5 separate regions of the Homo sapiens genome follow, and all the other regions are linked to region 2. The links are chromatin loops, found by intact Hi-C in ENCODE. Cell type or tissue: dorsolateral prefrontal cortex. All regions are shown on one strand.

Evidence for each region. Peaks named below come from ENCODE experiments on the same cell type or tissue, not always from the same donor. Only the 100,000 strongest peaks of a DNase experiment are listed, where the experiment ranks them.
Region 1: it touches region 2 in a loop (3-fold over the local background); 25 of 110 quality-filtered maps call a loop at or near these places.
Region 3: it touches region 2 in a loop (6-fold over the local background); 20 of 110 quality-filtered maps call a loop at or near these places.
Region 4: a loop joins it to region 2, with 4 times the contacts of the local background. A loop is called at or near these places in 26 of 110 quality-filtered maps.
Region 5: a loop joins it to region 2, with 8 times the contacts of the local background. A loop is called at or near these places in 11 of 110 quality-filtered maps.

Annotation. Positions count from the first base shown.
Region 1 is chr12:128,796,083-128,801,082 of GRCh38, forward strand. SLC15A4 (solute carrier family 15 member 4) reads right to left here. Exons shown (of 8, transcript NM_145648.4): 6 at 4,772-4,927; 7 at 3,177-3,335. Among named protein-coding and RNA genes, the nearest start is that of SLC15A4, 25 kb to the right of the region's middle. RefSeq lists enhancers at 1,082-2,281, 1,199-1,428, 1,422-1,716. In dorsolateral prefrontal cortex, a CTCF peak has its summit at 2,647 (motif pointing left); DNase peaks (open chromatin) are centred at 819 and 3,093; H3K4me3 peaks cover 504 bases; H3K27ac peaks cover 4,231 bases.
Region 2 is chr12:129,908,921-129,913,920 of GRCh38, forward strand. No RefSeq gene overlaps it. Among named protein-coding and RNA genes, the nearest start is that of TMEM132D, 7.4 kb to the left of the region's middle. In dorsolateral prefrontal cortex, CTCF peaks have their summits at 2,737 (motif pointing left) and 2,942; a DNase peak (open chromatin) is centred at 2,701; H3K27ac peaks cover 818 bases.
Region 3 is chr12:128,966,554-128,971,553 of GRCh38, forward strand. All of the region lies in intron 11 of GLT1D1 (glycosyltransferase 1 domain containing 1), which reads left to right. Among named protein-coding and RNA genes, the nearest start is that of GLT1D1, 120 kb to the left of the region's middle. In dorsolateral prefrontal cortex, CTCF peaks have their summits at 3,024 (motif pointing right) and 3,223; DNase peaks (open chromatin) are centred at 3,028 and 4,571; H3K4me3 peaks cover 589 bases; H3K27ac peaks cover 2,149 bases; H3K27me3 peaks cover 1,843 bases.
Region 4 is chr12:128,780,182-128,785,181 of GRCh38, forward strand. No RefSeq gene overlaps it. Among named protein-coding and RNA genes, the nearest start is that of SLC15A4, 41 kb to the right of the region's middle. In dorsolateral prefrontal cortex, a CTCF peak has its summit at 2,303 (motif pointing right); no DNase peak of the experiment used is centred here.
Region 5 is chr12:130,011,447-130,016,446 of GRCh38, forward strand. No RefSeq gene overlaps it. Among named protein-coding and RNA genes, the nearest start is that of LINC02418, 28 kb to the right of the region's middle. In dorsolateral prefrontal cortex, CTCF peaks have their summits at 2,714 (motif pointing left) and 2,915; DNase peaks (open chromatin) are centred at 2,695 and 3,165; H3K4me3 peaks cover 1,192 bases; H3K27ac peaks cover 988 bases.

The DNA.
Region 1 (5,000 bases), 1.1 Mb before region 2:
AACATATACTGCATGTTCAACAGTGCATTTATCAAATAAACACAATATAATACACGTCTGGGCCAGGCGCAGTGGCTTATGACTGTAATCCCAGCACTTTGGGAGGCCAAGGTGGGTGATCAACTGAGGTCAGGAATTCAGAATCAGCCTGGCCAACACGATGAAACCCCGTCTCTACTAAAAATACAAATAATTAGCCAGGCGTGGTGGCTGGCGCCTGTAATCTCAGCTGCTTGGGAGGCTGAGGCCAGAGAATTGTCACTTGAACCCGGGAGGTGAAAGGCTGCAGTGAGCCAAGATGGTACCACTGCACTCCAGCCCGGGCAACAAACGTGAAACTCCATCTCAAAAAAAAAAAAAAAAAAAAAAAAAAAAACCCACACATCTGTATGGTGAGATCTCACACATTTTTAAAGAGTGCTCATTCACACCAATTAAAGAAGATCATTTCCTGTGTCTACTGATTTAGAAAGACAGCTGCTAATACCCTGAATTCTACCAGACTAAAGCTTTATTTTTTCAACAGATGTTTTACACTATTCGTTCAACCCTTACGACCTACCAGGCTCTGTCCTGGGCACTCAGTGGAAATGCAAACCCCAGCTTCCTGGAGCCTGGCACTAGCTGTCACTGCTGTCCCAACACTGGCATTTGACGCTACTGAGACGAGGTTGTCATCAAAATATAAACGACATCATTTTATGTGCCTATTTTGAAATACGAGTCTCCCCAAATGTACCAGTCACTGAAAACTTCCCGAGCTAAAGCTGGCAGGCCACGTGAACTGAAGGCTGAGGCCACATGAACTGAAGGCTGCGCGGCCCTGCGGGAGTGGAGGTGCGGTCCAAGCCCGCAGGCAGACACACCACGCCTCGTCAGGGTCTGTCTCAGGGTGGCATTACACAGGGTATTCGGAAACGCCTAAGTCGCCTGGGAGAAAACCTGCCGTGCATTCCTGGGCCTCTTCACAGACAGAAGGATAATTACACAGGAAGATGGCAAACACTAGGGTTTTGACATTTGACAAGACAGACTCTTGGGTCCCCAAGGAATGAGCGCACCCGCCCCCCAGGCTCACAGGCAGGGCAGGTATTCACAACAGCCCCACACTGCCAACATCTGGGCACCCACCGACAACAGCATGGATAAATGCCTCGTGACGGCTCGTACGAAGGAGCAGTACTCAGAAGTACAGGGGAGATGCTCACAGACAGAAGTGCTAAGTGAAAGGAGACAGCCACAGCCCAGCACAGGACAGGCGAGGGTAACCTGTGGGGACCAACGCTGGAATAGAACAGGTTTACCTTCTGAGGGGGGCAGTAAACTAAGGAGAGAGGCAAGGAGGGCTTCCAAAAGTTCCTCCACTGAGATCCAGACTGCAAACACAGCAAGCTGTGCTTAAGATTAGAGACCTTTACTATGGTATGCACGTTCTCCCCAGCTTAAATAACACTAATAAAAGGAGCCTGCTGGGAGGTCGGTAAGAAAAACACAATGTAACAAAACTCTGGGGACTCTCCCTTCACAGTGCTGTGACTTTACAGAAAGCTATTTCCTGTGTCGGTCACGAGATGGTGAGGTAGGGCCAGGGATAAGGGTGGCACAGACACCCCCGGAACCTGGCCTGAGAGCTGCTGCTCCTTCCAAGGCCACACAAATTCAGGGAGAACTCTCTCTGAGGAGCGGGCTTCCTGTGGATTTCCCATGTCACAGCCTTTATTTCTCTACCCAGGACGCCAAGGGCTGCTCGACAGATGAGCTCCAACTCTCCTTACTGGTGTGAACCAAGGAGGCTGCCATGCAGCCAGGGGGCACAGCCTGGGGGCTGCTGGCAAACACGCCTCCTTCATGAAACATTTCCCATTCTTGAAAACAACAGACAGATCCTGGCCCATCCCCAGCACACACGCCCTGAGAGCACCAATGCAGGGGAAGTCCACAAACAACCTGTCAGACAGAAATGATGAATGAAAGGTCAACTCTGAGATGTGAAATTAAATTAAGAATGAGGATTAAATGACTAGAAAGCAACGAGAATGACCAGCCAATCCTTTATGACACATTTAAAGATAAAACAAAAACCAAGAACCAGAATCTTCGTCTTCAGAACTATGGACTTTGGTCTTTCTTTGAAGGAAGTCTGTCCCATGTACCACAAGAGGATCTTATTCCTCGGGCTGTTCATCTTCAGGAGAAGGTGGGAATGAAACACCAGCCCCAAATCCACATGTCCTCCTCAGAGCAAGCAGCCCTGAGCTGGCCATGGAGGTGGCACCCACAGCCAGAAAACATCAGTGACAAGTGTCCATGGGACATTGGTGGCTTGGAGTTCTGGGCTTTACATTAGGACTCCACAGGCCTATACTCATGGAAGGGCTCTGGGAATTCTGCAATTTCTGCAGAAAAGTCCCTAAACGTTCACCAGATTCTCAAGGGGATTTGTAACCTAAAAGTGGCTAAGTACTACCGGACCAGAGCAAATGCCACATGATTATACAAGAAAAAGTAACAAGGTTGTTTCTGTAGATAAAATATTTTTACAAAGGAAAAGAAAGAAGAAACCTTCGCTTGCTGGGTCCATTTAAAGGCATCGTAAACCTGGAGAAAGCAAAACTCAGCTTTTATGAGTGGTTCTGTTCAACACTCAAGATGCCACCTACTGGTATTAATTGTAAAAACCCATTATGATTGATCACAAGTAATATGTTTATTTTTAAAAGTAACTTACTATCTATCTTGTCTTTTTCGTATCAGAAAAGGTGCTGTTAGGAAAAGAAAACGAAAGTACACCACCAAGTTAAAGAAAGGGAAGCTTGGGGTACAGATTCAGCTGCCTCACGAAGACTGAGCTGGACGGGCGTGGAGAAGGTGCTTGTCTGTCAAGGACGTCCCCGTAAGGAGCGGTGGCTGCAGCAGCTGCTCGCTGGGCTGTGGCCAGGGCAGGCTTGGCCCCTGGGATGAGAAGAGAGGCCTGCTTGTCTCCTGAAAACCGTTCATGATGTAAGGAAACACAGTGATGCAAGCAGCACAGAGCAGTGCTGTGGAAGGAGCGGTGGACAGGCAGCTCGGGACAGGCCATCCACGTGAAAACACCTCCGCTCACTCAGCCATCTCCTGAGTGCCTGCGCCTCCCCCTCACTGGCTATTTTCAAAAGGGACAGGATGCTGGCTCTTACCAAAGTCTGTGTGACTGCTCATCCATCCGATGGCTTTGATAGACACCAGTGCCAGCAGTCCAGAACCCACGAACGACCCGACGCCAGAGAAGAAAAAGAACAAGCCCATTATGGCACTCTGCATGGACTTGGGGGCAGCTGAGTATGCAAATTCCAGGCCTGAGGAAAGAAAAGGGAGGGTCGTTTTTGTGAAAGGGGCACTTTAACACATGGGATCAAAGCTTTCACCTAATATAGCAGAGGAAGCGTGGGGTCTCCTAGGGACTGAGTCCTGCAGACAGGCACAACCTCTTTTCTATTAGGAGGACGATGCTTACTAGCGACCAAGAATCAATGGCTATGGGCCAACTGTTCATTCTCCTAGCCATTAGGATAATTCCTAATAAATTCAATGAGCAGAAAGTTAAACTCCTTGCTCTCAAGCTTAAAGGTAATGTGATTTGTTGGCTCTTAGACTTTTGTGTTCCTTAAAGAGATTAGAGAAAAAATTTTCCTATATTGTCAAGGAATGGGAGTTTGAAAACAAAGTACACACACTAAACTGGGAAATCTACATAAGGATTCTATTTCAGAGGCAATATACTTTATCTTTTTTTTGTTGAGACGGAGTTTTGCTCTTGTTGCCCAGGCTGGAGTGCAATGGCAGGATCTTGGCTCACCGCAACTTCCGCCTCCCTGGTTCAAGCGATTCTCCTGCCTCAGCCTCCCGAGTAGCTGGGATTACAGGTGCGTGCCACCATGCCTGGCTAATTTTTTGTATTTTTAGTAGAGACAGGGATTCACCATGTTGGCCAGGCTGGTCTCGAACTCCTGACCTCAGGTGATCCACCCGCCTCGGATTCCTAAAGTGCTGGGGTTACAGGTATGAGCCACCGTGACAAGGGCAATAGACTTCAAAACTATTTTGGCAGGCCCATCTATAAATTTAGATTTTTATAACTAGACACGGAGATTTGTAGTGTATTCTAAATAGAAGTCCATTCCGTTGTGATTTATTCCCTTTACAAATTCATTAGCCAATTCTGGATGAGTTTTCTACAGTGAAAACCACCACTGACTACTACCCACACATCCATCCACCTCTGCATATCACTCATCTTCTCTTCTCTCTCACTCTCAGCAGCCGGACAGATCTGCCCAGAATACACTTGTTCAACCACTGCAGGATCTCACTAATAGGAAAAGGGAGGCCTGTGAGAACACGTTTCTAAAAATTAGATCTGCTTCTTTACGTACATCTAAACGAAGCGCACTGAGAGCTGTGAGCTCAGCCCAGCCACCACGGCAGCATGGCCGAGGGCTCCGCTGGGAACTATCCAACCACGATTGCTTTCTTCTTCTCTGTCCTGTGGCACTTACAAGGTAGTTAACAAACTTTCATGAAAATATTTTGCGATACTGTTTTTACACAAAGAATGGAGAACCTCAGCACTGGTGTGTTTACCTAGCGATTCATATTCTAAACCACACACTGCCAAAAACTACAGAAGTGCTGTGCTATCCTTGTCTCAACATATTCCAACAGCACAGTCAGAATGCCCGAGCGCTCACGCTTGTGCCTGGACTCAGACACCTCCGGCACTAAAGGTCCTCACCTGCGATACTTGCAAAGATCTCGCTGATCCCAATCAGCAAGTACTGCGGCACCTGCCACCACAGCGACAGATCGGCAGCATGGTAGACGACGTTGCCGATGGTCTGATTAATGGTTTTCTCTTTAACAAGGTTCAGCCTTTTACTCTCCAAAATTCCTAGAATTCAAAAGTAGGTTAGTGTAATATTCATTTATTAACATTTACAGTTAATCTAAAAATCTGATGTTGG
Region 2 (5,000 bases):
AAGATGCTTTCAGGAAGAACCTGTGAAGAACTCAAGTATCATAATGACTTGCCCTTTGGAGAGGTCGAGAAAGGCTTCTTGGAGCAGCGTAATCTCTCTCATGAGAAGGATCCTCAGAGTGCAGACCCGGGTCATACACCTGCCTGGTGGCTGGGACAGCAGGTGCAAAGGCCATGAGGCATCACAAAGGGTGGAGGAGCAGAAAGCCCCATGTGGCTGAACTTAGTGAGCCAGGGAGAGCATGGTGGGAGGGGAGGTACAGGGGAGGCGCAGGAGACAGAGGATGCAGGGGCCTCGTCAGGACTCAGGAAGCCAGAGTGAAGCTTCAAGCGGGGAAGTTGTAGGAGCCCATTCACATTTTCGGAAGATCTCTTGGCGTACCAATAGTACCACAGAGGCAGGGGCTAGGCACAGGTGCGTCTGGTAAAATGTAGCATGCCAGACTCCCATCCCTTCCACGGGGCCCCTGTTCTGCTTCCCACTGGGCCAAATCCAGAGGCCTCTGCGTGTGCCAGGCAGGTGGCTGCAGGAACAATCGCAGGCCCAGCCCAGGGAGGCCGGCCAGACAAGACCCGCACAGCTCAGAGACAGCACAACATGCCGGGGCATCCTGTCGGCGTTCAGAGCTATGAGTGTGTAGTGGCCCCTGGAATGCTGAACCTGTGTCTCCTTTCCACTCTGATGTTTGGTCTCTCTCTTCTTTCTCAAGAACGCCTGTATTAATTTCTCATCTAGCAAGTCCCGACCCTGCGGTTTCAGAACATGCCCTGTGCTGGGCCGGTGGGGTTTTCTAGGATGGAGAAAATGAGGTGGTGGGGTTGACTGACACTGAGGTCCAGGCCGGACTTGGAAATCCATCTGCCAGCACGTGGTTTGTGTGAGCAGCTGTGAGCTCTGTTTAGGGTGTCTCCCTCTGTGATCACTGAGAACTGGCACTCTGCAGCCCACTTGCAGGGTGTGGGCCTTCCCTTTATGGGGGCTCGGCTAACAGCACACAATAAGAAGGAAGAGGGGGTGTCCCACCAGAGATCGGCCTCCCCAGGAACAGACTCAGTCCCTGTCCATCCCTCCAAGAGGACTTGACCTCAAACAAAAGAGAAAACTGGCAATCATGTGGCCTGCAGCACGAGCCCGTAATGAGTCCATTTGACGTGCATCAAAAAGATCAATTTACTTCTCGGAGCTAAGCATCCAAACGATTTGATTTCTTTTGTCCGCTTAAAATCAATGTGTCTAATGGACTTGAAGGGCTGGGTTCTTAGATGACAGAGGCCTTTGTCAGGGAATCAATTAACCCATTGCAGAGATCTTCAGTTCAGACGTACACATCCCACGATTATTGTTGAAGAAAATAGCTCCTCTGCTACTGTACCAAAAAGGAAAATTAAAAAGTGTCTATGAAATGGATACACAGGGAGTTAATCCTGCCCTAGAGGAGCTCTTAGTGGCCAACAAGGGAAAGGGTTTATCCAGCAATTTGTTGAGTTTGCCAACATCAAAGAGAACGTAAACACGCAAGATGCTGTTGCTTGTCAATGTATACACCAGCTTCAAAGCTGAAGTCTGAGGATAGTGTCAATGGCCCAATTTAGACGTTATTAAAGGGTGCTTTGGGGAGTGAGCACATGAATTGAAATAAAAGGGTTGTGGCTACTTCTGGTTTAGAGGAACTCAATTTTTTCTCTTAATAAAAGCCCCCTAATTTCCTCAAGTAATTAACTTAATGTTCACTCCAATTTCTTTGTGAAAACTAACTTCGCTGAGCGGTGTGCCTTTCTTTGTGTGAGATTTCCATGGTAAGAGAGTAAAGGGCCACTTTTGTCCTCTTCCCTCCCCACAGATGAGCCAGTCCAAGTCGGAACGAAGAGACCCTGCCTCCACATAGCACAAACGTCTTTAAGAAGACTGCCTCTAACAATCTTTTTTTTTTTTTTTTTTTTTTTTTTTGATTCAGAGTCTCACTCTGTCACCCAGGCTGGAGTGCAGCGGTGCGATCTCAGCTCACTGCAACCTCCGCCTCCTGGGTTCAAGCAATTCTCCTGCCTCAGCTTCCCAAGTAACTGGGACTACAAGTGCCCGTGCCCACCACCACACCCAGCTAATTTTTGTATTTTTAGTAGAGACGGGGTTTCACCATGTTGGCCAGGCTGGTCTCCAACTCCTGACCTCAAGAGATCTGCCCGTCTCGGCCTCCCAAAGAGCTGGGATTACAGGCGTGAGCCACCGCGCCCAGCCTGCATCTAACAATTCTTACATGCCAGTGTTTGATTTTGTCAGAAAGCCTGTGTTGGCTTGGTGTTGAAACGGATCTGCTTGGGATTACTCCCTTGGGATGAAATATGGCCAGTTCTCTGTCAACAAATGTTTGACTCATCACAGGAGAGATTCCAGTCTCAAAAAAAGTGACTGAGGACAATAGTGAGCTCTCTGGGTCTGGAAATAAACGCAGCAGCAGGAGGGTATTCTTCTGTATTTGGCTTACAAGGTAATTTTAAATTACCCCAAATAGTAGAATATGTGACACCAGATTGATGGTATTTGACACTAGATTATTATTTTAACAGGTCAGAAAGGTTGAGGGGGGCACCTGGAGATTGGATCCTAAAACATTTTCTTGTGCACAGCCAGGGAGAGCAGCCGTGCCTGGCAGTGGGACCCACACACAGCTGGCAGCAGACCTGGCGCGCTCAGGCGCCCTGCTTGTGGCATCAGTGGACCTGCAGTGACCCCTAGTGCTCCAGAGGTGGCAGCTCAGGACAACTATTTCTTCCTCCAAGAACAAACGCATTGACATCTCCCTTCATACCCAACATGCACACGTTGTCAGGTCTTCATGGGTGAAATTATATTTTTAAAAACTGGCAATGAGTCTTATCATCCCAAATTAATAAATAACATGGCCAAGCTCACACGCTTTCATTCAGGAAATCCTGCAATTCGGTGTCTACAGCTATTATCTTGCACCCTCCATGCTGCCTAAAATATAAATTATCTTGCAATTGACTTAAAAATTGAAACATGAGAATTTATATCATATACATTCTTGAGTCAAACTTCAGTCATTCTTTAAAATCTGCCAAACAACTGATCACTTTCCAGTGAGTACAGCCACCCAACACTGAGATTTTATAATGTTGGTTATTCACATGGATCGTTTCCAGACTAGAGGCTGCCAGCAGGATCCTCCACTTTTCCCTTGTCCTCCATCACCACCCTACTGTCTTAGACTGCTCAGGCTTCTATAACAAAAATACCGTGGCTGGACGGCTTTAAAAAAAACAGACTTTAATTTATCACTTCTGGAGCCTAGAAGTCCAAGATCAAAGTGCCAGAAGATGCAGTGGCTGGTGAGGACCTGCTTCCTGGCCCGTCGATGGCACCTTCTCCTTGCCATAACCTCACACGGTGGGAGAGGAGAGACCAGGGGGCTCCTGGACCTCTGCTTTCCTGACTTAATCACCTCCCAAAGCCCCATCCTCCTGACACCATCACACTGGGGCTTAAGATTCCCACAGATGAATTCTGGGGATACATAGTTTATAGCAACTGCTTTCCAAGATAAAATGAGTCACTGGAAGAAAAGCAAAAATACTGATTCCTTCAGTGTTGCATAAGAAAAAAGAAAAAGAGAAAGAAAGAGAGAGAGGAAGACGGAACAAAGGAAGGAAGGAAGGAAGGAAGGGAAGGAGGGATGGGATAGAGGGAGGGAGGGAGAGAGGGAGGGAAGAGAGGAAGGGAGCGAGGGAGGGAGGGAAGGAAGGAAGCAGTGGGGAAGAGTCAGGGAGCACGCTATGTCTTGCCCTGGAAGAACATGATTTTGCGTGTGAGTTAGAGACAAGAGGGTTTGTAAGAAATTCGGAATCATGCCAGTATTGTGGAGAATCTTAGGGTTGGAGCATCCCAGCCATCACCTAATACAATCTTCTCACATTAGAGCTGAGGAAAAAAAAAACTGAAAGAGGAAAGTCATAGACACAGTTATTGTTGCCTTTTAAAAACACTGCCATAAGGATACAATAATTTAGAAAATAAAAATCCAGCCAGGTACAGTGGCCCATATCTGTAAACCCAGCACTTTGGGAGGCCAAGGTGGGAGAATTGCTTGAGTCCAGGATTTTAAGACCAGCCTGGACAACCTAGTGAGACCCTATCTCCACAAACAAAAAAAGGAAGGGAAATTATCTGGGTGTGGTGGTACACGCCTGCAGTCCTAGCTACTCTGGAGGGCGAGGCAGGTGGATCGCTTGAGTCCAAGAGTTCAAGACCAGCCTAGGCAACATAGTGAGACCCCATCTCTAAAACAATAATAATAATAATAATAATAATAAGCAAAAGTAGCTGTGTGTGGTGGTACATTCCTGTAGTCCTAGCTACTTGAGAGGCTGAGGCAGAATGATTGCTTGAGGCCAGTCGTTCAAGGCTGCAATGAGCAATGATTTACTACACTCCATCCTGGGTGAGAGAGTGAGACCCTGTCTCAAAAAAAAAAAAAATCTAACAAGAAAACACTTCTCATTGCCAAAACTGGCCTCTCCTAGTCAATATTTTCAGTTTGATCTGAAAGTGGCTATTCATGAGTATCCTTGGCTGTTTCTCAGGGACTGTTTCAAGTGAACTAAACTCCAAGCTGTTTAGGTTTGTTTTTCTCTTCTCTTTTCTTTTCCTTTTAATCTGGAACTCCTGAACTGGGACCACTTTGGAAATAACTTCTATAAAATCCATTATGAAAAATCTGTGCTTAAAACACATGTATTTATCAGATATTTCAAAATGCTTTCTAAAATTAGCCTTCAAAAAATGACAATTTAGCTAAATATTCCTTGCTAACAAAACTAGTGTTCATCACATATGTGCCTACCTTGAGTGGATGCCTATTAATAAATTGCAGATGCTCTGATCATCCACCTTCTCGTGCTGGATGAAACCCACTGTGTTTCAAATGCAAAACAGTGCAGTAGCTGAAGATTAATCTAGAGGTGGCACCTAAATCGGACCAAGTG
Region 3 (5,000 bases), 940 kb before region 2:
CTCCAACTGTAAAATGGGGAAGTGAGGCCTCATCTGGGGGGTTTTGTGCTCTTCTGCACGCAGCCCCAGCACTTGGGCAGCACCTGGCACTAAATGTGTGTTGACAGGTGAATGGTGAGCACAGGGTCCCGGGGTGGGGGTGGCAGCTGTTGGCACAAAGATAATGGGAATCTGGAGGGAAGTTTGCTTTAGGGAGCTTATGAGGACAGCCTACTGAACTGAATAAAAAGCCATTTTTAATTTTTTTTTAAAAAATGACGATTAAACATATTCAGCCCTGGTAGGAACAGAATAATCTCTATTTCTATATACCTCACCCCTGGAAAACTTCAATTTAAGCAAAGCTTTCCAAACCTACTAAAGATTGATTTTTTCTTTACCGCCACAATCCTGTTATTTCTCCTTTTAAGAAGTAGAAAAGGGTTGAGCTATTTTCCTAGGTATTTTATTGCTCTGTTTTATAGCTTCGAAATTAAAATCCATTTGACATTTAATAGAAGCTGTGAATCTATACACTGTCCCAGGGTCAGACTTTTAAAGTGTAGCTCAAACCTATTTTGCTTGGAGGTTCTGTTTGTATGGTGCACAGCTATAGAAAAACATAAGTTCTGGAATAATGACATTGACCAGAGCTAGCATTTATCCAGAATGGGCTGGGCTCTGGCCATAGTGTTCTATGTGACTTGCATTTTCACTAAAGATAGCTTATTTTTCTTCAAACGCTAATGGCTTTAATAGTCAGTCAACGGTTTAATGTTTGGGAAATGTGAGGCCCGGTAGAAAACATCAGCCTCCAAACTTTCATTCAGGCAGGGCTGCGCTGAGATCTCAAGTTTTGCTCTTGGAAGCTGAGTGATCCTGGACACCTCTCCTGCCCTCTGCTCGATGCTTCTTCGGGAGAGTGGAGATCATGACCTCTCTTTGGGGAATAGCTGAGGGAGGGCACATGCACTATTGCCTCTCCCTTCCCCTGGAAAAAAACCTGCCAATACTCAACCGCGTTCACAGCTTGCAGCGCTGTGCACTAGGGGAAGCCGTGGAATATGGAAAGCACTTATGTTTAAGTGCTGGGATCAGCCCACAGCAGGATTCCCACCCGGTGCAGAGCACTGAGAACCCAGGGAGAAATTCCCGTCTCACTCTTACTTCGAGTTACGTTCTACTTACGGATTTGGGGAGGCCACTGGCCAACATTATGTAACATATTACTTCTCTCTTATGTTTTAAAAGTGTTTTAACGTAACATCTATAATTCTTGGAAGTTCAACGCATCCAGGATGTGTAAGCACCAGCCCGTGCACAGCACACAGTAGGTCCTCAGCATGAAATCCGAGATGCAGATCCTGCTGCGTTGATTGGATTTCCAGTTAAGCCCAGAGGAAACTCGGGACAAAGCATGTGTGAACTACATTGGAGGTTAATGCAAAACTTATGTGGATTTTGTTTTGCTTTGTTTTTTTTGAGACAGAGTCTCGCTCTGTCGCCCAGGCTGGAGTGCAGTGGCGCAAACTCAGCTCACTGCAAGCTCCGCCTCCCGGTTCACATCATTCTCCTGCCTCAGCCTCCCGAGTAGCTAGGACTGCAGGCGCCTGCCACCACACCTGGCTAATTTTTTGTATTTTCAGTAGAGATGGGGTTTCACAGTGTTAGCCAAGATGGTCTCCATCTCCTGACCTCGTGATCCGCCTGCCTCGGCCTCCCAAAGTGCTGGGATTACAGGCGTGAGCCACTGCGCCCGGTCACTTATGTGGATTTCCAAGTAGTGTGACCTGGTGGCTTATTGTACGATACTGGGAAGCATTTGAGAGTGGACTAATAATAATACAAGGACACCAGGCTGGGCACAGTGGCTCACGCCTGTCATCCCAGCACTTTGGGAGGCTGAGGCAGGTGGATCACTTGAGGTCAGGAGTTCGAGGCCAACATGGCCAAACCCCATCTCTACTAAAAATACAAAAAATCAGCTGAGCAGGGTCGCAGGTGCCTATAATCCTAGCTACTCAGGAGGCTGAGGCATGAGAATCACTTGAACCCGGAGGGTGGGGGTTGCAGTGAGCCGAGATCATGTCACTGCACTCCAGCCTGGGTGACAGTGCGAGACATCGTCTCAATAATAATAATACTAGGACAACAGATGTAAACCTCACCCGAGCAGCATAGGGACAGCCTGCCTGGGGGTTGTGATTGGGTGCCTGGGCTGGTGTATTGTTAGGGACACAGATTCTCCAGTGAGCTAGAGAGGGTGGGTCCCTTGCCTCGGGCCACTTGGGTGGGGTGAAGAGCTGGGTGAGGACTGGGTCTGACTGCAGAGCCTGAGCTCGGGCAGCGCCAGGAGCACAAATGGCCCTGCTCTCCCCCTTCCCTGCTGCTGCCGTGGCAACTCCTCCTCACTCGGCCCCGTCTTTCCTGCTGTGCCTCCCTTTTTCTCTCCCTCTGCCTCTGTCTCGTCATCTCCTTGTCTGTCTCTGTAGCTCCTCTCTCCCTCTGTCTTTTTCTGTCTCTCATAGTCACTCTCTCAGTCTCTGTAGCCCTCGTCCTCCTCTCTGTCTGTGTCTCTCTCTGTCTCTGTTTCTGTAGCCTTCCTCCCTCTCAGTCTCTGTTTCTCTGATTGTCTCTTCCTCTGTCTCTGTTTCTGTAGCCTTCCTTCCTCTCAGTCTCTGTTTCTCTCATTGTCTCTTCCTCTGTCTCTGTTTCTACCTCTATCTCAGTCTCTAGCTCTCTCTCTCACTCTCTCTCTCTCTCCCTGTCTCCCTCCCTCCCCTCCTCTCCTGTTTTACACCTAACCCTTTTCTAAAGTGGTTCTTCTCACCCTGATTCTCTCTGTATTCTTGGGGAGAAGGGACCATTTCTGAGCCCCACCCTGGGTGTAGATGCCCCTGGATGCAGCCAGAGGTGGGAAGAGAAGCCCCTGGCTGACTGTGCAGCCCCTAGGGCAGGTTTGCCCCGAGCTGGGTGTGCACCGAGCTGAGTGTGCACTGAGCTGCTGCGCGGCAAGCAGGGCCAGGACGCGGGTGAGCCACAAGGTGGGGCTCACTGCTCAGGCACAGAGGCTGGGCCATCACCAAGGTGCGGAGGCACTCGGGGCTCCTCCTGGCCGCCTCACTCCTGACCAAGCAGGGAGCATCCTGCTTGCATCGCGTCTGGAATTCTCTGAAAATACAGAGAGGGAAGAGGCAGAGAGAGAAGAGCTTCCTTCCCGCTGTGAGCTCAGTCCCCACCTCTGAGAACAGGAGGAGGCATCTCTGCGTCATCCTGACACTTGGCTCTCCACCATCTCCTGGGCCCTCGCGTGGGTGCACCTGTTGCTCTGCAAAGCCTGCTGGGCACCTGCCAGGAGTGTGAGCCCGCAGGCTCCAGCTGGGGACTGTGATTAGGGGAGGGGCCAGGCATGGAGAGACCCTCCCCTCCCCCTGCCTCTGCCTGTGTGCGCTTCCTGGAGGCCTCCTGGTGATCTGTGTCAGCCCTGACAAATGCAGTCCCCAGTCAGCGGGGTGCTTGCCTCACATCAAAACAACGCTGCTGTAGGAATCAGCTCCGAAGGCCGTTTCTGGGGTATCCTGGAATTCAGAAGGAAGAGGATGGTGACATGTTGGCACTGGTAGAAGCCGGGCCAGGGTCTGTGGAGGACCCCGGTGGGCTGCAGCCTTAGGGGTAATGCTGCAGGGGAAGGCCTGCTTGGAGCCTCAGCCCCTGCCTGTTGCAGGTGCGTGCACAAGCAGCTGGGCACACCGTCCTGGGTCCTGGGCTCCCAAGCCCGCCGCGCCCTCTCCCCTGAGCCCCACTTCCCATCTGTCCCACTTCTCCTGAGCTCTGTCTGCAAACGCAGCTGGACCCCATCTCCACTGCACTCCCGGACCGAGGGGCTGTAGGGTCTTGCCTGGGCTGTTCCAGCAGCCTCCTCCTTCCAGCCCGCCCACTCCCTCCCCGCAGCCACAGGCACCAAGTCAAAGTCCGCTTCTATCCACTGCAGCTGAGGACCCTCTGGTGGCTTCCCCTTTGCACCTAGAAGAAAATGCCACTGCTGGCCTGGCTTCTGAGGCCTTGCACAGCTTGCGCTGCCCCCTCCTCGTTCCAGGCTTCTCTGTCCGGCACCTGAGCTTTGCTCACCCTCTGTCTCTAACCGAGCTGCGCCCACGGCTGGCACCTCCTCAAATGTTTCTTGGTTGAAATCACCTTGGAAGGACTTTTCGTGGCCACCCACTGTGACTGGGGTTCCCATTTGGGTTTCCTCTGTCCCCGCACCTGTGTCTGTGTACACTGCACTCTTTGCCATCTATAAACACCAGTCCCCAGCCTGGAAGCTTCCCGAGGGCAGCAGTCAGGCATGTTTACTCATCAGCTGTCCCTCGCAGGGACTCTGATATGGACTGGGTGCTCAGTGAGTACTGGAAGGGATGATTATGCCCCGGCGTACAAGGCGCAACCCTTCCAGAGGGCGTGTTTTTTTATTTTCATCTGATAGTGAGCGATGCAGCACGCCACACACTTGTACTTTAACTGCTCTCATTTCTTTTTCTTTTCAAAGTCGCAGATGACAGCAGTCATCCCGCCCAATCATTGGCACCTGTCGGATTTTGTCCCCATGCCTAGCAAGTAGTCTCTGACAGTTTCATGCCAGTCACAGGTTCTGGTGCTGAGTGCCACGCGGCAAAACGACAGGATCGCCTACTCCTGCCTGGGTGCTTAGATCCCATGTAAATGCTTTTGGCTTAGAAATTGTCTTTCTTTTGCCCTCCCTTCCTCCCTCCCTCCTTCCTTCCTTCATCTCCCTCCTTTCTTCCTCCCTCCTTTTCTTCATCTGTTCTTTGCTCCCATTTTCTTTGATTTCTTCTCCCTCCCTCCTTCCTTTCTCCCTTCTTCCCTCCTCCCTTCCTCTCCTCCTCCCTCCCTTCCTCTCTCCCTCCATCCCTCCCTCTGCCTCCCTCCCTCCCTCTCTCTACCTCCCTCCCTCTCTCCCTTCCTCTCTCCTTCTGTCCCTTTCTCTCTCCTTCTCTCTCTTC
Region 4 (5,000 bases), 1.1 Mb before region 2:
TAACCAGCCAGGGAGAGGGTATAGGTGTGCCTCTTCTGAGCCACCAGAACTGCAGCAATTCAGAAGAGATGCCCCTTCCAAAGGAGACAGCCTAGGGCCTAGAATCCAATCTTGACCAATTTTCTGATGTCTTTGGAAGTCTGGATTTTCTTTCTTTTCTTTTTCTTTTTTTTTTCCTTTTTGAGACAGAGTCTCACTCTATCACCCAGGCTGGAGTGCAGTGGCATAATCTCAGCTCATGGCAACCTCTGCCTCCTGGGCTCAAGTGATTCTCGTGCCTAAGCCTCTTGAGTAGCTGGAATTATAGGCGCCCACCACTATGCCCGGTTAATTTTTGTAATTTTAGTAGAGATGGGGTTTCACCATGTTGGCCAGGCTGGTCTCGAACTCCCAATCTTAGGTGATCCACTCGCCTTGGCCTCCCAAAGTGCAGAGATTACAGGTGTGAGCCCACCACACCTGGCCAGAAGTCTGGATTTTCTAAAGTAAAAAAATCCCCTGATTCTTTCTCCAGTGTGTTTAGTGGTTTGAATGGTGTTCCCCCAAAATTCATGCTCACTCAGATCTTCAGAATGTGGTCTCATTCCCAAACAGGGCCTTTGCAGGTGTCATGAAGAATGAAGATGAGGGCCGGGCACGGTGGCTCACACCTGTAATCCCAGCACTTTGGGAGGCCGAGGCGGGCGGATCACCTGAGGTCAGGAGTTCAAGACCATCCTGGCCAACTTGGTGAAAACCCCTCTACTAAAAATGCAAAAATTAGCCGGGCGTGGTGGCGGGTGCCTGTAATCCCAGCTACTCGGGAGGCTGAGGTAGGAGAATCGCTTGAACACAGGAGACGGAGGTTGCAGTAAGCCAAGATGGCACCACTGCACTCCAGCCTGGGCAACAGATCAAGACTCCATCTCAAAGAAAAAAATAAAAATAAAAAACAAAAAGAGAATGGAGATGAGATCATTTGTAATTGAGTGGACCCTAAATCCAACGACAAGTGTCCTTTTAAGAGACAGGAAAGGACACAGACACAGAGAGGAGGCCAAGTGAAGACAGAGGCAGAGATGGGAGCGATGCCGCCACAAGCCAAGGGACGCTGGCAGCCACCAGGAGATGGAAGAGGCATAGAGCCTCTGGAGGAAGCCAGACCTGCCAATACTGTGATTTCAGATTTCTGGCCTCCAGAACAGGGAGCATAAATTCCAGTTGGGTAAGCCACGAAGTCAGTGGAAATCTGGTCCTGCAGCAGCCCTAGCGAGGACACCGAGCTATTAGTTCAACTGAAGAAAATAATCTCCAAGCTGAGCAGAGTGTCCCCAAATGCCACACACGGCCGGCGAGTGCCTGTTGGTGATCTCGGCCTCCTGTAGCCTCAGGATCTGACCCGCCCCAACCTGGTCCAAGGCTCAGGATGAAAATCTCCTCCAGCACAGCAAGCAGCTTTGGAAACGCCGGCTCCTGGAACTCACAGGGGCCAACACTAGTCCCTGGAAGAACCGGGTGAATGAGGGGAGGGTGTCTGGATCCAACGCTCTGGGAAGTGCCCCATTGGCGGTTCCCAGACCATTTCTGTCTTGGGAAAAATTCCAGCGTGTGTGCAAGGCGTCTGTCCAGGTCAGCGCCTCTGAGTTGGCCGTCTCTGTTCGGGTCTTCCCATGCGAGGAGTGCCCTCAGTTCACCTAGATGACTTTCCAGAACTCACCTCTGACTCCACAGTGGGGATGCCTGGAAACCTGCTCAGCACTGGCCCTTGGATAACCCGGGAGCTGGCAGCTATGCTCAAGGAATCATGCTCGTGGAGGGAGGATGAGACCAATGGATAGCTTCCCCCGCCTACCCTGTCTTGTGCCCAAGCAGACAGCTCTGAGATGCATTTGAAAAGGCTCCTCCAAAGGACCCAGGGAGTCCGGCCCCAGGCACCCAGGGTGGCCACCAGCTCCGGAACTTCTCTTTCTCCTACTCTCCTTTCTCCCCGGTTTCACTCCCTGTTCCTCACTCCTGCTCCTGAGGCCGCATCTCAGGCTGTCTTCCAGGGAAGCCCAGGCTTGAGGCATGTTCATTCTCTCAAAGTGCGGGAGCAAATCTGCAAGGGCGTATGTCCCCGTACATGACAGACGACTGGTGTGTTCAAAAATCGTATTGACTTTGAACCTAAGAGGTTTTGGAAAAACAACTTGAGTGACCAGGTTCCATACGAACATTCTGGCAAAAGCTAACGGTATTCTTCTCTGCACAATTTCGTTGTTGGAGGCATTCAAGAAAATTTCTTTGCAGTTTTTGAAAATAGCCTGTAGTTCTATGTTTCGGCCACTAGATAGCAGGCTGAATAAGAAATGCTGGACATCTAATGGGAATCTCACCAACTGCTTGACGGAAGGTGGGGGCTATCCTTAAAAAATGGTTTGCTGGGAGGCGGATCACCTGAGGTTGGGAGTTTGAGACCAGCCTGGCCAACATGGCAAATTCCCCTCTTTACTAAAAATACAAAAATTAGCCGGGTGTGGTGGCAGGCGCCTCTAATCCCAGCTACTCGGGAGGCTGAGGCAGGAGAATCGCTTGAACCCGGGAGGCAGAGGTTGCAGTGAGCTGAGATCGCGCCACTGCACTCCAGCCTGGGCGAGAGTGAGACTCTGTCTCAAAAAAAAAAAAAAAAAAGTGGTTTGCCACTGGGCACGGTGGTTCATGCCTGTAATCCCAGCGCTTTGGGAGGCTGAGGCAGGCAGATCTCTGGAGGTCAGGAGTTCAAGACCAGCCTGACCAACATGGTGAAACCTGGTCTCTACTAAAAATACAAAAATTAGCTGTGCATGGTGGCACACGCCTGTAATCCCAGCTACTTGGGAGGCTGAGGCAGGAGAATTGTTTGAACCCGGGAGGCGGAGGTTGCAGTGAGCCAAGACCATGACACTGCACTCCAGCCTGGGTGACAGAGCAAGATTCCACCTCAAAAAAAAAAAAAAAAAAAAAAAAAAAGAAAGTGGTTTGCTCCGGAGTCCTGCTCTGTGTGGAGTTACTCACCGCCTCTACACGTCAGCCCTGCCTCCCCCATCTCCCTCCCAGACCTTCTTTCTGTTCACTGCATGCATCAAGCTTTCTCCTGACTTTGGGCTTTTCCCTTAGTTCTCCTGGCCTGAAACTCTGTCCTTCGATATTAGCAAGCTGGCTCCTGGTCCCTCGGCGTCCCTGGACAAGCCAACCTAAGGCAGACCCCCTCCTCCATCTTCATCATGCATCACATCATCTTCTATTGCTTCTTCAAAACGCTTTCACTTTCTGATATGTGACTGTTTGATGACACGTTTATTCTCTGTCTCTTGCATGAAAATGTGGGCTCCAGGAAAGCTGAGTTCCTGTTTAGTTCACTGCTGTGTCCCTGTCTAAAATGGAGCTACAGCATAAATATACAGGTGGCTGAGGGATATTTGTTGAGTGACTGAATGATGGGAGTGAATGAATGAACGACCTCTGATGCACAATGATAACCAGGCTGAATCTTCTTCTCTGACTCTCCTTTTTTTTGAGATAGAGTCTTTCTCTGTGGCCAAGGCTGCAGTGCAGAGGCACGATCTCTGCTCACTGCAACCTCCACTTCCCCGGTTCAAGTAATTCTCGTGCTTCGGCCTCCCGAGTAGCTTGGCTTACAGGTGCTCACCACCATGTCTGGCTAATTTTTTTTTTCCTCTTTTTGAGAGGGAGTCTTGCTCTGTCACCCAGGCTAGAGTGCGCTGGTGTGATCTTGGCTCACTGCAACCTCCGCCTCCTGGGTTCAAGTGATTCTCCTGCCTCAGCGGAGACTTGAGAATCTCCTGAGTAGCTTGGCTTACAGGTACTCACCATCACGCCTGGCTAATTTTTGTGTTTTTTTAGTAGAGACGGGACTTTGCCCTGTTGGCCAGGTTGGCCTTGAACTCGTGACCTCAAGTGATCCGCCTGCCTCACCCTCCCAAAGTGCTGGGATTACAGGTGTGAGCCTCTGTGCCCGGCCTCTCTGACTCTCTTGGCATTGCTTCCGATGTTATTATGATTCATTGTGAATGAGTCGATTTGAACTCAGCATGGTGTCCAGAACATTAGAAAAATGCTGACCTGTGTGGTTTGCTTTATGTCTTTGAAATATCTGAGCCCTAAAGAGCAGTAAGCGGGAAGTCCTTTGGGTATACCGGGCTTGGTTTGGGTTAAAGATTTTAAATGCTGAGCATAAATCCACCCTGAAGCTTCTCTGATGCTCCCTGAACTGTGTCCATTCCTTCCCTCTAGAAAAGACAAATGACTTACATAGAAGTGAAGTTGTAAATTCTGGCTCATTTAGGTGGCTTTGGATAAGTCACCCATTTACATTTCAGAGTAGCCAGAGATTGTGCTGCGCGTGGGGGAGTGCCAGGGATGTTACAGTCTGAAATAGACAAGTCCAAGGGCTGAGAAACGGAGTGACCACGTGCAGCAGGGCCTGGCAGGAGAGGTGGGGGCGGCTGAGTCTGAAAGGGCAGAAACAGTCCTGCCTGTGTTCACTGTTGCAGCCTTTTTTTCATCATGGAGTTTTTTGCATTAATTTTGAGTTTTTAAAATATTGAGTTAAATATTTTTTATCCTGGCTACCAAGATTTTTGGCACTCCATTCAACTTCATGCCCCATCTCAGCCCTGGGGCATAGGATAGCTTCACCATGCTGCCTACGGGGGAGCTGGGGTAGGGAACCAGTCCCTGGTTTCCCCAAATTCAAAAGACCCAGGAGAGAATGCTGAACTACCTTAGGGCTGTGAGATGATCACTTACTTCTGTAGCTTCAAAAACATGACGAAGCACGTGAGTGCGGCCTGGAAGTTTTACTACATTCAAACCAATATCCTCCATTCATTTCCTATTGCTGCTTCAACGAAGTATCGAAAACCTGGTGGCCTAAAACAGCACAGATGTATTATTCTTCAGTTCTGGAGGTCAGAGTCTGAAATGGGACTCACTGGTCACTCCAGACACTGTGCCTGGTAAAATTCCTATGTGACAGCCCA
Region 5 (5,000 bases), 100 kb after region 2:
CACCTCCCACCCTCCGTGCACACACTCAGGTTAAGCACTGGACTTTTAAGGATGGATCTGTTTGGAAAGCTGGCTCTAGTTACAGTAATCGCAGTAACGAACGCAGAATCCCCCTTGTATGACTCTGTTCTCACGCTGCTGTAAAGAACGGCCTGAGACCAGGTAATTTACAAAGGAAAGAGGTTTGATTGACTCACAGTTCTGCATGGCTGGGGAGGCCTCAGGAAACTCACCATCATGGAGGAAGGGGAAGCAAACACGTCCTACGTGTCTGGAGCAGGAGGAAGAGAGAGCAGGAGGAGGCAACATCCACTTTAAAACAAGCAGGTCTCTCATGACCACTCACTCACTATTGAGAACAGCAGGGGAGAAGTCCACCCCTTTAATTCAATCACCTGCCAGCAGGCCCCTCCGCTAACACAGGGGATTACAACTCAACAGGAGCTTTGGGTGGAGACACAGAGCCAAACCGTATCACCTTGGCTGGAATTTTGTGGTAGAAGTGTAAGAAGAACCCATTAAAGAAAAGAAATTGGGTAGAGGCTAAGGCAGAAATGCTGAGGTCTAACACAACTGTCCTGCCCCATCCACCATGAGCCCCGCCGGCAGTGCCTCTTCCTGGCCCCCACTGGTGTTTCCCTCTTACTGTGAAATGGGCTGAGGTATCTAGGAATCTGTCTTTTCTCTACTTTCTCTCCTCTTGCCAGCTTTGCCATCCAGGGGCCCCTGTGTGTGCTGCGGATGTGAGTTGGAAAGCGCGTGACTATGGTGAGGCGCCTTTGAAACGTAGGGGCCTGTTGGTTACAGAAGCTGGTCCCTCCGTGCCCACACCAGGGTTGCTCTGCGTCCCACAGTACACACAAAGGGCCCCTGTATGGGTGAGTTTTCCAGCAGGCTCTAACAGGACATGCACAATTGGTTTATAAAAACCCTCAACTTCTACAGACACCGCTCTCATGCCCGTGTGTTTAAAGTGATACGTCCTGTTTGAAAGTACTCTTCCAAGGGGGGAGAGCAGTTTTGTAGGAAGTGAACCATGCAGCGGTGGGCTCAAAGCTCAGGGTCCTCCAGCCTCAGGCTTCCTCTTGGGAACATGGCATGACGCCTGTATCAGGCAGGGTTCTCCAGAGAAATAGAACCCACAGGCGGCGAATGTGTGTGTGAGTTTGTGTGAATGTGTGTGTGTGTGTATGTGAAAGTGTGTGTTTGTGTCAGTGTGTGTGACTGTGTGTGTGAGAATGTGTGAGAGTGTATGAGTGTGTGAGAGCGAGTGTGTGAGTGTGAGAGTGAGTGTGTGTGAGTGTGACAGCGTGAGTGTGTCTGAGTTTGTGAGTGTGTGTTGTGAGAGTGTATGTGAGAGTGTGTGTGAGTGTGTGTGTGTGTTCGGGGGAAGAAAGATATAATGATAATGATGATAGATTAGATAGATGGATCAACAGATACAGGTATAGGGAGGTAGGTAGATAATAGACGGATAGAGATATATAGGTAGGTGGGTAGATAGATGATAGAGGAATAGGTAGATAGATAATAGACAGAGGTATAGGTAGGATAGGTAGGTAGATTAGATAGAGCTATCGATCGAGAGACAGGTAGATAGATAGACAGGTGGATAGGTAATTGATGAATAGATGATAGACGGAGATAAATGGCTAAGTGAAGAGAGATTTTAAGGAACTGGTTCCTGACTGTGGAGGCCTTCTTGTAGTGGTGACTTGCAGGGGACGCCAGCAGGCTAAAAACCCAGGCAGAATTTCTATGTTATAATCTTGAGGCAGAATTTCTTCTTTAAAACGTAGGGGCCTGTTTGTTACAGCAGCTTGTCCTTCTATACCCACTCAAGGGGCTGCCTCTGTGCCCCATAATAGACACAAAGGGCTGGTGCACAGGTGAATTTTCCAGCAGTCGCTAACAAACGGTGCATGCACAATTTATTTTGTAAAATCCTAAACTTCTACAAAAATCCCTTTAATGCCCGTGCGTTTAAAGTGGTCTGTCCTCCGTTTCTTCTCTAACAGATTGGGAGAGGCTCGTTCACATTACAAGGGTAACCTCCTTTACTTAAAGTCAACTGATTATAAATATTAATCACATCTGCAAAATATCTTCACATCTAAATAGTATTGGGCCAACAACCAGGCACCACAGACTCGCGAAGTTAACGTGCAAAATCGACTACCCTTATACACTCCATAGCACTGTCAGTTCCTAAGATTGGCTGTGGTGCAAACTATGCAAAAATTAATAAGTATCAAAACTTGACATTTTCTCCAGTCGGCTTCAAGGCGGAGCAAGTCAGACTAGGACGTGATTTACAGCCTGGGAAGTCTTCCGTGGAAACACCGGGCTTTCTGTGCATGAGGTCAGGGCCAGGACGGGCACGCGGGTAGAAGATCATCTTGAGCGTTCTAGACTCTGACAGACGGTCCTTGTGTCCTTGGCTCTGCTGGTCCTGAAATAAACTGCTTGGGACGGGGGCTGGGAGTGGCAGGATTAGGGGAGAGGAAATTAAAGAGAGAAGGAAGAGGATGGTGCCTTGAAGGACAAGGACAGGTCAAGGTCAAGCCAAAGCAGGGAAGCCTCCGGAAAGAGGGCAAGGAGAGTGGCGGGGTGCGAGCGGGGCGCTGCGGAGGAGGCTGCAGCGGCAGCGGTGCGGGCAGGAGCTCTGATGCGATGCGATGCGATGCGATGCTGCCCCCCTGTGTCCTTCGACGATATTGCTGCGGGAAGCTTTCTGTGCTCAAGACCTCGTCCATCCCTCCATCAGCTCAGACCTTCTCTGCGAATAGCTCTCCGGGTGGTAAAGAGATGCATCACATTTAAAACTTCGAGACGTCCTGGATTCACTTAGAAAGATGGGAAGAGGCTCACGCCTGTAATCCCAGAACTTTGGGAGGCTGAGATGGGAAGATTGCTTGAAGCCGGGAGTTCAAGATAAATGCGAAGATCCCACAAAACTGGGAGCATCCCACATGTGGAGATAGCTAGACTGCCTGTTTAGATGGGGCACCGCTTCCCGTTCACCCCCGCCCTCCCCGCTCCCTAGGCACGCTGGAGGGTAACACCTGGGATCCCCCGGCCTAAGGGCAACACACAATTCAGGTTAATTTCACCCATCAGAAATTAGGAATTCAGTAACAACTCAAGCCAAGGAGAGAGAGGATGCCAGGTGGCGCTGTTACGTCCTTCTCGTGCCACGAACCCCAGCCACCCTTAGACTGAGCTGGCGTTTACACAGCGACGGGCTCTTAAAATCAAAGTCACTTCATCAACACTGCAATCCTGCGAGGTGTGTCATAAGGAGCCCTTTCTCCAGATGTCAACAGTAGAGCTCAGACACGACCCCTAACATGCCCTAGACCACGCACCCCAATGACCTAAGCTGAAGCCAGCCTGTCACCAGTCACCCTCCACCTCTGCGTCACCTGTCACTGGAGACCAGCCCTGTCTGACAGAAACACAACGCGAGCCACATACATGATGCTAAATTTTCCAGCAGCCACATTTTAAAAAGTAAAGAGAGGCAGGTGAAATTAACCTGAATTGTGTTGTCCTTAGCCCAGGAGATCCCAGGTGTTACCCTCCAGCGTGCCTAGGGAGCGGGGAGGGCGGGGGTGAAAGGGGGGCAGTGCCCCATCTAAACAGGCAGCTGCTTCTCTGTCTCCACATATGGGATGGGAGGGCCCAGTTTTGTGGGATCTTCCCATTTTTCTTGAAGTCCTGGCCTCAAGCAGTCTTCCCACCTCAGCCTCCCAAAGTGCTGGGATTACAGGCATGAGCCTCTTTCCATCTTTCTTTCCCTTTTTTTTTTTTTTTTTTTTTTTTTTTCGTGAGAGGGAGTCTCACTCTGTTGCCCAAGGCTGGAGTGCAGTGGCATGACCTCGGCTCACTGCAACCTCTACCTCCTGGGTTCAAGCAATTCTCCTGCTTCAGCATCCCGAGTAGCTGGGATTACAGGCATGCGCCACCACACCTGGCTAATTTTTGTAGTTTTAGTAGAGATGGGGTGTCACCATATTGGCCAGGCTGGTCTTGAACTCCTGACCTCGTGATCTGTCTGCCTCATCCTCCCAAAGTGCTGGGATTATAGGCGAGAGCCACAGCACCTGGCCACCTCTTCCCGTCTTTCTAAATGAATCTGGGACGTCTCGAAGTTTTAAATGTTATGAATGAATTCCAATTTTTCTCAAATCCTAGACAGACCAAACAAGCTGTGTGCGTGTTGGTTTTGGCCTCTGGCCTGCCAATTTGCAATCTCTGTAGTGCAGTAACATCCCTGGAAAGGGAGACCAGCCATCTCTCGGGAGCCTTCGGGTGGGACACCCACATTTTAAACTGAGACATAAGTTTGAAGGGGGCTTGGCTTGCACAGCATCAGCACTTCCATGGTGCTGGCAATACATTAGGCACCGTTCTAAGTGTTTTACTCATACCAACTCATCTAATCTGTGCAAACACACTATGAGGTAGATGCTGTTATCATTCCCATTATACAGACAAAGATACCAACGCTCAGAGAGGTCCAATAACTTGCTCAAAACCACCCAGATAACCTGGGATTTGAACCCAGCACCCAGCATTTATGCGCTTAGCCGCTATGTGTTAGTGCCCGTCTGCTGAAAGATGCCTGCACAGGCTCGGGGTGCCCTGGCACTACAGCCATGGCCAACAAGAGGTGTGAGGAGTGAGAGAGGGAGCCAAGGTGGAGGCTGGACAGCCTTCGATGGAGACAGAGCTATGTGTGTCCCCCAGGGTCCGGAGCTGATTCTGTCTTCCTCTGATTCCTGCCTTGAAAGGGTGTGTGGTGGATTATATAACTGGATCCCAGCTCCTCCAGCCCTCTCCCCCTCCCTGGCTTCTCCGTGGGTAGAATGCACCTCCCACTCCATTGCCCCTGGACTGCCCAGGGGATGGACCTTGGCGGATGGAATGCAGGCACCAGGACAGTGCGCTATCCCACCCCCCCCAGGGAGTGGCTGCTCCTTCAGTGTGGGTTCTGG